Regions from separate parts of the Homo sapiens genome. Here region 1 is linked to region 2. The links are chromatin loops, found by intact Hi-C in ENCODE. Cell type or tissue: sigmoid colon. All regions are shown on one strand. Region 1 overlaps ARK2N (arkadia (RNF111) N-terminal like PKA signaling regulator 2N). Region 2 overlaps ARK2C (arkadia (RNF111) C-terminal like ring finger ubiquitin ligase 2C).

Region 1 (5,000 bases), 230 kb after region 2:
GGGAGTTCAAGACCAGCCTGACCAGCATGGTGAAACCCTGTGTCTACTAAAAATACAAAAAGTAGCCAGGCGTGGCGGCGTGCACCTGTAATCTCAGCTACTCGGGAGGCTAAGGCAGGAGAATTGCTTGAACCCGGGAGGCGGAGGTTGCAGTGAGCCGAGATGGCGCTACTGCACTCCAGCCCGGGTGACAGAGCAAGACTCCGTCTCAAAAAAAAAAAGACAGTTATCATATAAAACATTATAGTTGGCATCTACTGCTGATTTTTTGTTTGTTCGTTTTTTCATGAGACAGAGTCTCGCTCTGTCACCCAGGCTGGAGTGCAATGACGCGATCTTAGCTCACTGCAACCTCTGCCTCCCGGGTTCAAGCGATTCTCCTGTCTCAGCCGTCTTTTTAAAAAAGTAGTAGTAAGGGCTGGGCAAGGTGGCTCATGCCTGTAATCCCAGCACTTTGGGAGGCCAAGGCGGGCGGATCGCCTGAGGTCTGGAGTTCGAGACCAGTCTGACCAACATGGAGAAACCCCGTCTCTAACAAAAACACAAAATTTGCCAGTCATGATGACGCATGTCTGTAATCCCAGCAACTCGGGAGGCTGAGACAGCAGAATCACTTGAATCCGGGAGGCAGAGGTTGCAGTGAGCCTAGATCATACCACTGCACTCCAGCCTGGGCAACAAGAGAGAAACTCCATCTAAAAAAAAAAAAAAGTAGTAGTAAGTTCTTTAATAGTTGGGAGTAAGGTTAAAAAAACAAAATTCGGCCGGGCACGGGGGCTCACGCCTGTAATCCCAGCACTTTGGGAGGCCGAGGTGGGCGGATCACGAGGTCAGGAGTTCAAAACCATCCTGGCTAACACAGTGAAACCCCCTCTCTACTAAAAGTACAAAAACAAAATTAGCTGGGCGTGGTGGCGGGCGCCTGTAGTCTCAGCTACTCGAGAGGCTAAGGCAGGAGAATGGTGTGAACCCGGAAGGTGGAGCTTGTAGTGAGCCGAGATCCCGCCACTGCACTCCAGCCTGGGCAACAGAGCGAGACTCCGTCTCAAAAAAAAAAAAAAAAAAAAAAAATCACCAGTTGGGTGCGGTGGCTCACTCCTGTAATCCCACCACTTTGGGAGACCAAGGCAGGAGAATCATGAGGTCAAGAGATTGAGACCATCCTGGCCGACATGGTGAAACCCAATCTCTACTAAAAATACAAAAATTAGGTGGGCATAGTGGCGTGCACCTGTAGTCCCAACCACTCGGGAGGCTGAGGCAGGAGAATCGCTTGAACCTGGGAGGTGGAGGCTGCAGTGAGCCGAGATAGCACCACTGCACTCCAGCCTGGCGACAGAGCAAGACTTTGTCTCAAAAAAAAAAAAAATTCATGATAATCAGCTGTCCATCTTTAAAAACCACTCTCCATAAACTTTTAAATCAATCAATAAAAATAATAAAATAAAAACACTCCTAGCTCTTTGTGAAAGTTTGCCTATTCTATACCTAAACACTTCAAAAAAATGCCCCCCCTCCCTGTCCAAAATGCCCAACTTAAGGTATTTTCGAAGTTTTGCCTGTTTTTTTATTTTTATTCTTTGAGACAGGGTCTCACTCAAGCTGCCCAGGCTGCAGTGCAGTGGCACGATCTCAGCTCACAGAAACCTCCACCTCCTGGGTTCAAGCGATTCTCCTTCCTCAGCCTCCTGAGTAGCTGAGATTACCAGTGTAAGCCAGCAAGCCCAGCTAATTTTTGTATTTTTAGTAGAGTCGGGGTTTCATCATGTTGGCCAGGCTGGTCTCAAACTCCTGACCTCAAGTGATCTGCCCGCCTAGGCCTCACAAAGTACTGGGATTACAGGCATGAGCCACCACGCCCGGCCTTACCTGGTTTTTTAAACAAGAATTGAGGATAGGGAATATGCAGACTGGAAAACAAGAGACAAATTGCAATGCATGAAGATAAAACTAGAATGAAGCAGGGCTTTCAAACATTATTGTGGACCTACTTCCTGCTGGCTTTAGCAATTGTCACAAAAAGACTTAAAAGTTATTTCAGTTAGACAAGTTGGCTAGCACAGTAGAGAGCTATGACAATGGTGGAAGACAATCACAATACTAGTAATCATCCAAGAAAATTAACACCTAACAATTATTACCTGATTTTTCTGACTGTGGCACATGTGCACACACAGAGCTATCAGAGGAAATTTAAGCCCAAGAAGTTAAGAGTTAACTTTATACATGAGGGAGGAGAATAAATAGCACACTATGAGAAAGACAACTGAAAAGAAACAAATTATGCACCTAAATGTTTTTACTTACTCCCTCAGCCCTCTATGTTGCATCTCCCATGAAAACAGGGATCATGTTCAGTATCAGTTCACTCACAGTTCCTAACACATAATCAATATCTGATATTTGTTGAATTGATCAACTGAATCTTTTAAACCAAGACCACTAATGAAACAACTTGTTTGCTTAAAAGTACTATTCATTTGTATATGAAAATACATTCCATTACATAGAATCAACATGATTTCTCACAGAGTAACTTCCCTTTTCTTTCTACATAAAACCTAAGACAAAAACTGACTCAACTGCTAATAGCCTAGTAAAGCTGTTTCCTTACATTTAGAATACTGCATTTAAAGTGATTGTGTGTGTATACGCAAATATGCAAGAATCAGGCACTATGAAACTAAGTATCTTTGGCTACATAACCACAAAATGAGGTAGAAAGCAGTATCTTACTAAAATTCAAATGAAGGCCCCTCTCCTTACACATTCAATTCTATGAAGAGACTCCATTGCATTCATAATACTCATCTTCCTAAATCTTTGTTGTTGTTGTTGTTGTTGTTAGAGACAGGGTCTCACTTCTATCACCCAGGCTGGAGTGTAGTGGCACAATCACAGCTCATTGCAGCCTTACCTTCCTAGGCTCAGGTGATTCTCCCACCTCAGCTTCCTGAGTAGCTGGGACTACAGCCGCATGCCACCAAGCCAGGCTAATTTTTGTATTTTTAGGAGAGACGGAGTTTCACTATGTTACCCAGTCTGGTCTCAAACTCCTGTATTTAAGCCATCTGCCCACCTTGGCCTCCCAAAGTGCTGAGATGACAAGTGTGAGCCACAACACCTGGCCATAAATTTTGGTTTTCGAGGCCGGGCGCAGTAGCTCACGCCTGTCATCCCAGCACTTTGGGAGGCCGAGGCAGGCAGATCACAAGGTCAGGAATTCGAGACCAGCCTAGCCAACATGCTGAAACCCCGTCTCTATTAAAAATACAAAAACTGCTGGGCGCAGTGGCTTACACCTGTAATCCCAGCACTTTGGGAGGCCAAGGCAGGCAGATCACGAGGTCAGGAGTTCGAGACCAGCCTGGCCAACCTAGTGAAACCCCGTCTCTACTAAAAATACCAAAAATTAGCCAAGCGTGGTGGTAGGCACCTGTAATCCTAGCTACTCAGGAGGCTGAGGCAGGAAAATCGCTTGAACCCAGGAGGCAGAGGTTGCAAGTAGCTGAGATCATGCCACTGCACACCAGCCCGGGTGACACTGTGAGGCTCCGTCTCAAAAATAAAATACAAAAATTAGCCAGGCATGGTGGCACACACCTGTAATCCTAGCTACTCAGGAGGCTGAGGCAGGAGAATCGCTTGAACCCGGGAGACGGAGGTTGCAGTGAGCTGAGATCGCGCCACTGCACTCCAGCCTGGGCGACAGAGCAAGACTCTAACTCAGAAAAAAATTTTTTTAAAAATTTGGTTTTGAAGGACTTCTTTCAATTATTTGCTGGGATTTTGAGTCAGTTTTCCCACCAAGAAGCTGCAGCATAGACAATGCAGACAATGCAAGAACCAAAGATTAGGACTAAAATAAAAAACACTTACAGAAATACAATATAGTAGAAAGAGCCCTTTTCTCCACAGCAACTCATCCCTTCCCTTAATCCTCAAAAGAAAGAAAAGTTTGAAGAAGCTATAAACAAGCATAAAAGACTCAAACTAGGACTGATGAGAGAGGATGCCCCATTCAGAGTAAGGAATTATGAGTAACAAATTAACACAACTGGGCAACGATCACCAACAGCTACTAACATCACAGGGAACCAAATATTATGCACCTACTGATCCAAGTACCATCTATAAAGTATTCCCCTCATCCCCTGCAAAAGAAGCAAGAGAAAGAATATATATTATAGAAACAATCTGATCAAGCTTCTAAATCTAATACCAATTAACTAGAAACCCAGGGGTCAGAGAAAAACGTTTACCACCACCACCACAGAAATCCAAAGGAATGTAACTGCTAAATCCACACTGGGAAAACTTCTTTTGTAACTAATAATCTGCTAGGGAAAAGAAATGGAGGGGGAACCTACAGATTACAAAACAATGCAGAGACCTTATTTGGCTCTTGATCTGACACATTTATGAGATAAGAGGGAAATCTGAACACTGACTATCATATTACATTAAGGAACTCTTCCTTTTTTTTTTTAGTGTGGTAAGTTTTTCGGTTTTCTTTCCTTCAACAGTGAAGCTGACTGGGAAACTGGAGTGCTAAAAAGTTAGAGTACAGAAAGGGAACTCTAATATTAATACAGCTGAATGGATCTGTCCATAATGCACTGAATTTGGCCTACCCGGAACTTAAATATAAATTGTGAGATTGCAACCACCAGAGATCAGCTTTGCTTGCTTGCCAGCCAACTTTTTCTCCACTGATATAAACTCTATAAATAGGTCAAAGGTGATAATGGCTGCTCAAATCACTTCATATTGCAGATATTACTACTTCTGGCATGTACCTGGACCTGCACCAGGGCTGTGAATAAACTAGCATCAAGTAAGAAGCCAAAGAAGTTATCAAATGCAAAAAAAAAAAAAAAAAAAAAGCACTGTGGCTAATGACTCTCTAAAGTACTCAAAAGCATCATCAGTGTAAATCAAGAATAATTTAAAACAGAGGTTCTTTTAATTTTTAAAAATAATTTTTTAATAGAGACAGG
Region 2 (5,000 bases):
GCATGTGTCTGTGGGATTTGTGTGAACGTGTTCATGTGCAGGTATATGTCTATTCATGGATATGTGCATGTACATGCATGTTGTGGCACCTGTGATGTGTGTGTGTGTACATGTATGTCTGCACGTGTGTGTGTGCACACACAGAGAGCAGCTGTGGTCTGAGTCTCCACAACCTGCCCCATGGCCTGCTGGGGTTAGTCAGGTCTGCCTGTAAGCAGCACCTACACAGAGCCCTGGTTTGGAAGGCTAATGATTTTTTATAAACATCTGCTGTTTACCAACACAGCATAGGGAGATTAAAGCAGTTTCCCTTAAGGAAGAAGACACATCTGCCCAGAGAGTCAGGCAGGTTGTGTTCAGGTCCCGTCTTAATCAGTCACTCACTATGTGGCCTTAGGCAAGCAGCCTGGCCTCTCTGAGCCTCAGCTTCCTGACCTGCAAAATGAGCATAACGATATTGCCATCTCTACCTCCAGAAGGCCGTGGATTCAGATGAGAACTGCTGGGGGATGGTGCCTTGAAAATTGTAGAGCACCCTACACAAATGAGGCCTGGTATTAAGGACATTATAGCAAACATTTCTAAGAGAGGAACCCGAGCATGCTGCATGACTTTGAATTAAATTATGTGGTTTAGATTACAGTGTATGTGCAGAAAAGTAAACATGCAGATGATTCCTGGAAGGATCCATGAGACATAACAACAAGGCTCCCCATGAGGAGAGAACCTGGGCAGCTGGGGCAGGGGGAGGAGTGTTTTTCTCTGTATGTACATCCTTTTGCACCATAGGAATTCTTACCACGTGCATATGTAATGTGCTTTTTAAAACACACAGAGCAGTTTTTAAGAGTAAAATGATTTTTAAATGTGAGTAGAGCAGAATGGAAAAAGCGCTGCTCTCCTGCCCTTTCTCATCTCCCACCCCTTTGCCCTGGGTTCCCAGGGCCTCAAATAACTGTCTCCCACTCCTCTTCCCAAATGTCAGCTCACCTTCTCTCCCCAGGTAAGAGATAAGTAAACTGAGACTCAAAGAAAGTAAACAACTTGCTATCCCGTAGTCCAGGTCGCAGGGCTAATAAGACAAGGCAGATGTGGTTTCCACAGAGCCTGCAGAGCTCTGTAGGACTCCAAACCCAGGGAGCGCTCACCTATCCCACTCAGAACTGACTATAAAGCTCAAGGAAAGCCCTACAAGGCTGTGGGTTTGGGCACGGTGGGACAGGCTAATGCAGATAGATTTGGGGATGGGAGCATCTTCCCAGGGTCCCTGGGACGTCACCACATGGTCCACTTCTGGATAGGGCTGGGCTTGAGCGACGCTGCTTTATAAAACTTGAGGATCAGTACCCTTGGAACGGGTCGGGGCAGGCTGCCTTATTCTAATTCCACTCGAGAGAGAAGAGGACCTGGCAGGGTTCCCAGCTTGCAATGTTTTAACCAAACAATTTTCAAAACCGAGTTCAAGATCTGTCACCCAAAGCAACAAACTTGAACAGAGTGCCACAGAGTTGAGCTCCCCCATCCCCCGGCTAAGGCGGGAAGACTCCTGGAACTCCTCCAGCTTCTCGGAGAGGGGGCTGTGTTGTTTGACGTGCAAGCATCCCTCATTCTTTGCATCCAAAGGCCTCAGGAATTCTGGGGGATTTTGAGGGTCCTAGTCAGGGAGAGAGGGAGGATCTGCTAGTGACCTTGACCAAAGGGCTCCCCTTTGGGCCTCGGTCCTTATCTATAACAAGATATGGTGGCCCCTGGCCCACAGGTGTGCCATCTGAAGCATGAAACGTGGTCACTCCGCGTTGGCTGTTAGCAGCATCTCCGTACCTGCCCGAGGCGGCCTTGTCATTTTCTAAGAGTTGGGAGGGGTGGGGGTAGTCAGGACCACCAGCAATTCCCTTCCGGCCTGACCACATCCTCTGGAGGGAGAGCATTTAACAGCCAGCTACTGGAGTAGGGAGGAGAGAGGAGGTGTGACAAGTGAGAAGAAACTGACCAACCAGGCAGCCTCATCAGCACATGACTGGACATCGGCCTCCCTGATCTCCTCCCACTACCCTGGGCTGCACTCAGTATGAGGCTCATCTCCTAGCAGGACATTTGGCAGGAGGGTGGCTGCTTTCTGCTCTGTTTTCAGAGCCTGACAGGCAGCTGTGAGCTGCTACCAAGGGTCAAGACAGCAGCAGACTGGCAGGGACATGTTTGCCTGCAGGCTTAGTGGTAACCCTCTGGGGCTGCCAGGCAACCAAGAAACCAAGGCTGTGGGTCTGCTTCTGGCCAACTGGGCAACCAGCCCAAACCAGCCCTTGACCCCATGGCCCCAGGAGTCCATCCTTCCCCAAACTGGGACATATGATCATGGCAGGATTTGTGGGCAGTTGCCCAATTTGAGATCTGATTTTGAAGAATGGGGTTGGAAGGACTTAAACCTTGAGGGGAGGGGGCTGTGCTTTGATTCCCAGGGCTGTGAGATGAGCCGTTGTCTCCCGCTGAGCTGAGATCTGCACTTGGGGAAGAGAGGGCATTTAAAAATAGCACCAACTGACTCGAATACCTCTGCTCCCTGCCTGCTGCAAGTCAGATCCAATTACTCTGCTGACAAGAGGCTTTTAGCCCAGGGAGCCTGGCATCATCGACCCCACTCCAGGGAGCTGGGCTCCATGGTGCCCCTGCCCTTCCTCCTCTCACTGGGCATCCACAGGTTCAGGAGAAAGGGACCAGGGAGGTGTAAAGATCACACATACACGGCTCAGCCCCAGGCTGTGATTCCTGCATGTCCAGCTACTTGACTGAATCTGGCTTGCTGGAGTCCCCCTTTTGTTCACATTGGGTGAGCAGCCCCAAGTATCTGACCCATATCTGAGATTCCTTCAGTAGGGCCTCACCCCTTTGGAACATGAAGACTTTTTCAAGGTCCCCAACTAAGATCCAAGTGCCCCTCCCTGGGATGGGCTCTCGTCACAGCTGGGGACAGGAAACTAGTACACATATAGAATATCAACTCCGTGAGGCAGAACCTCAGCTGTCCAGCTCACTGCTGGCACATAGTAGGAACTTACCAAATGTATGTTGAAATGAATCAATCGATAGCAAAGGGGACTTGGTGAGAAAATGCAAATGGCTCCATGCAAATCCTTGCTCAACTGCAAGAGTGAAAATTAATCAGCTGACTCAGAGCATACGTCCTATTCAGGATAGTCACATAGTGTCAGCTCATCTGCAAAGGCCAAGTACAGAGGCCTCTAGGAAATCTCTTTCCTTTCTCCAGCCAATGCCACCATAATTATCTTTCAGCAAACTCACCCAACCCAAAGCTACTTGCCAGTGACCCTATTAAACCAGCAAATGCCAAGAGCTAAGCTCTCTCCTGCAATGCCTCACACTGCCTTCCCCAAGGGGCTGTCGTTTCCTTTCTACCCTGGCTCTCTCCCTTCATTCAACTCTCAAAATTATCAGGTGCTAAGGGAATGCCAACAAAAAGAGCTGTCATTAAGGGGTGCCTGAATCCATCAGGCGTGTCTTACCTGCCTTGTCTATGACACCTGTCACTTTTCACTTTGGGAGGCTCATCTCAGCAACTTCCCCAGAGTGGAGACAGAGCCTTGGGCATCTGCCACCCATGCACAGCCAGCACCTGACACACACTGGTGCCCAGGAGATGTCTGATGAATAAATAATTGGGGGTGAGGCAGGGCCTCCCGTAAACATTACAAAGGCATGTGTAGAGTTTAAGGAGGACTTGCTGACCACTTTCATGAGCCTGGACAATTGAAGAAACGATGCTTAAAGTGAGTTTACCATGCAGCAGCCAAACCAATGAGAACAAGAGGAATGAGTGGCCCTCCTGGTCATGGGGTGTGTTTGCTTCCTTTGTGACAGATTTCCACTTGTTTGTTTGTCAGGGAGGCTCCCCTTCAGCCAGGCCCATGGACAATTATTGGTGATAGATTTGAGTGTTTCTGGGCATGGCTCCAGGTCATAACCAAGATCTAGGTCCTGCCAGCATCTTCCTGGGACGAAATTGACAGCAATTGTCAGAAGGCTTGTTCAGCTTGTTAAGGGTGAGCCTTCAGCTGAGGCTGTCAGTGCAACCCTGGATGGTGAGTTTGCCCCTCAGTCTCACAGCCTAACGGGTTCAGTCCTTCACACAGCTGGCTGGCTGCCTCCTCCTCCACCTTAACTGTGGGAAGCCAGGTGTGTGTACACAGAAGCTGGAATGATGATAGTTGCAGGCACAGCACCAGTAAGACATTGAGCACCTGGAACACATTCTCTGTCTCTAGCTTTCTCTCTCTCTTATTAGGGATAGCTGGAAAGCAGAAAAGCCAAGGTGAGAGGAAGCAGCAGAGCTGAGGTGCAAGAAGCCAAGCTTGGCTAAGCATTTGGGGCCTTAAGAAATGGGATCTGACCAGAGCAGGGCCCTGAGGTCATGTGACCTTAGAAGTGGAAGATGTATTGATCGCTTGATCACCAAGACCTCCCACCCACTACTCCTCACCACATAAGTAAAACAGCAGGGCCCACAGTTGGCAGTAAGATTATAATTTGGTGCAACCTCTAAGGAGAGTGATTTGGCAAGATCATGAAAATCACAAATGCTCAAATCCTGTCTACTGCAATTCCACTTGGCATCTTAAAGACAAAATGCATATAACTCCATGCAGATACACAAACAAAATGTGCTCTATGGCTGGTAAGTACAAAAGACTGGAAACAACGAAATGTCCATCAATAGGAGAACATGCATTATTGGGGAATATTGTGCAGTTATGAGAAAGAATGACAGTAATCTCCAGGATGCCTTGAAGCCAAGAAAGCAAGACGCCTGAAGGGCCCATCTATCCTGAATCCTCCCTTTTACAAAAGGGGAGCCTAAGACCCAGAGTGAGGACTGAGTGGCAGAAAGCCATGCCCCTGCTACTCAGAGGCAAGTTCAATACCAGGACTGAGACTGCCTGACCCCCAGACCAGAGGTCCCTCCTCTGCACCACAACTTCCACTCTGGT

What was found. Hi-C counts contacts between places; a loop is a spot of excess contacts. Peaks named below come from ENCODE experiments on the same cell type or tissue, not always from the same donor. Only the 100,000 strongest peaks of a DNase experiment are listed, where the experiment ranks them.
Region 1: a loop joins it to region 2, with 2.6 times the contacts of the local background. A loop is called at or near these places in 7 of 110 quality-filtered maps.

Annotation. Positions count from the first base shown.
Region 1 is chr18:46,182,570-46,187,569 of GRCh38, reverse strand. All of the region lies in intron 1 of ARK2N (arkadia (RNF111) N-terminal like PKA signaling regulator 2N), which reads right to left. Among named protein-coding and RNA genes, the nearest start is that of ARK2N, 11 kb to the right of the region's middle. In sigmoid colon, no CTCF peak of the experiment used is centred here; no DNase peak of the experiment used is centred here.
Region 2 is chr18:46,409,578-46,414,577 of GRCh38, reverse strand. All of the region lies in intron 1 of ARK2C (arkadia (RNF111) C-terminal like ring finger ubiquitin ligase 2C), which reads right to left. Among named protein-coding and RNA genes, the nearest start is that of ARK2C, 78 kb to the right of the region's middle. RefSeq lists an enhancer at 1,865-2,815. In sigmoid colon, no CTCF peak of the experiment used is centred here; DNase peaks (open chromatin) are centred at 1,387 and 2,097.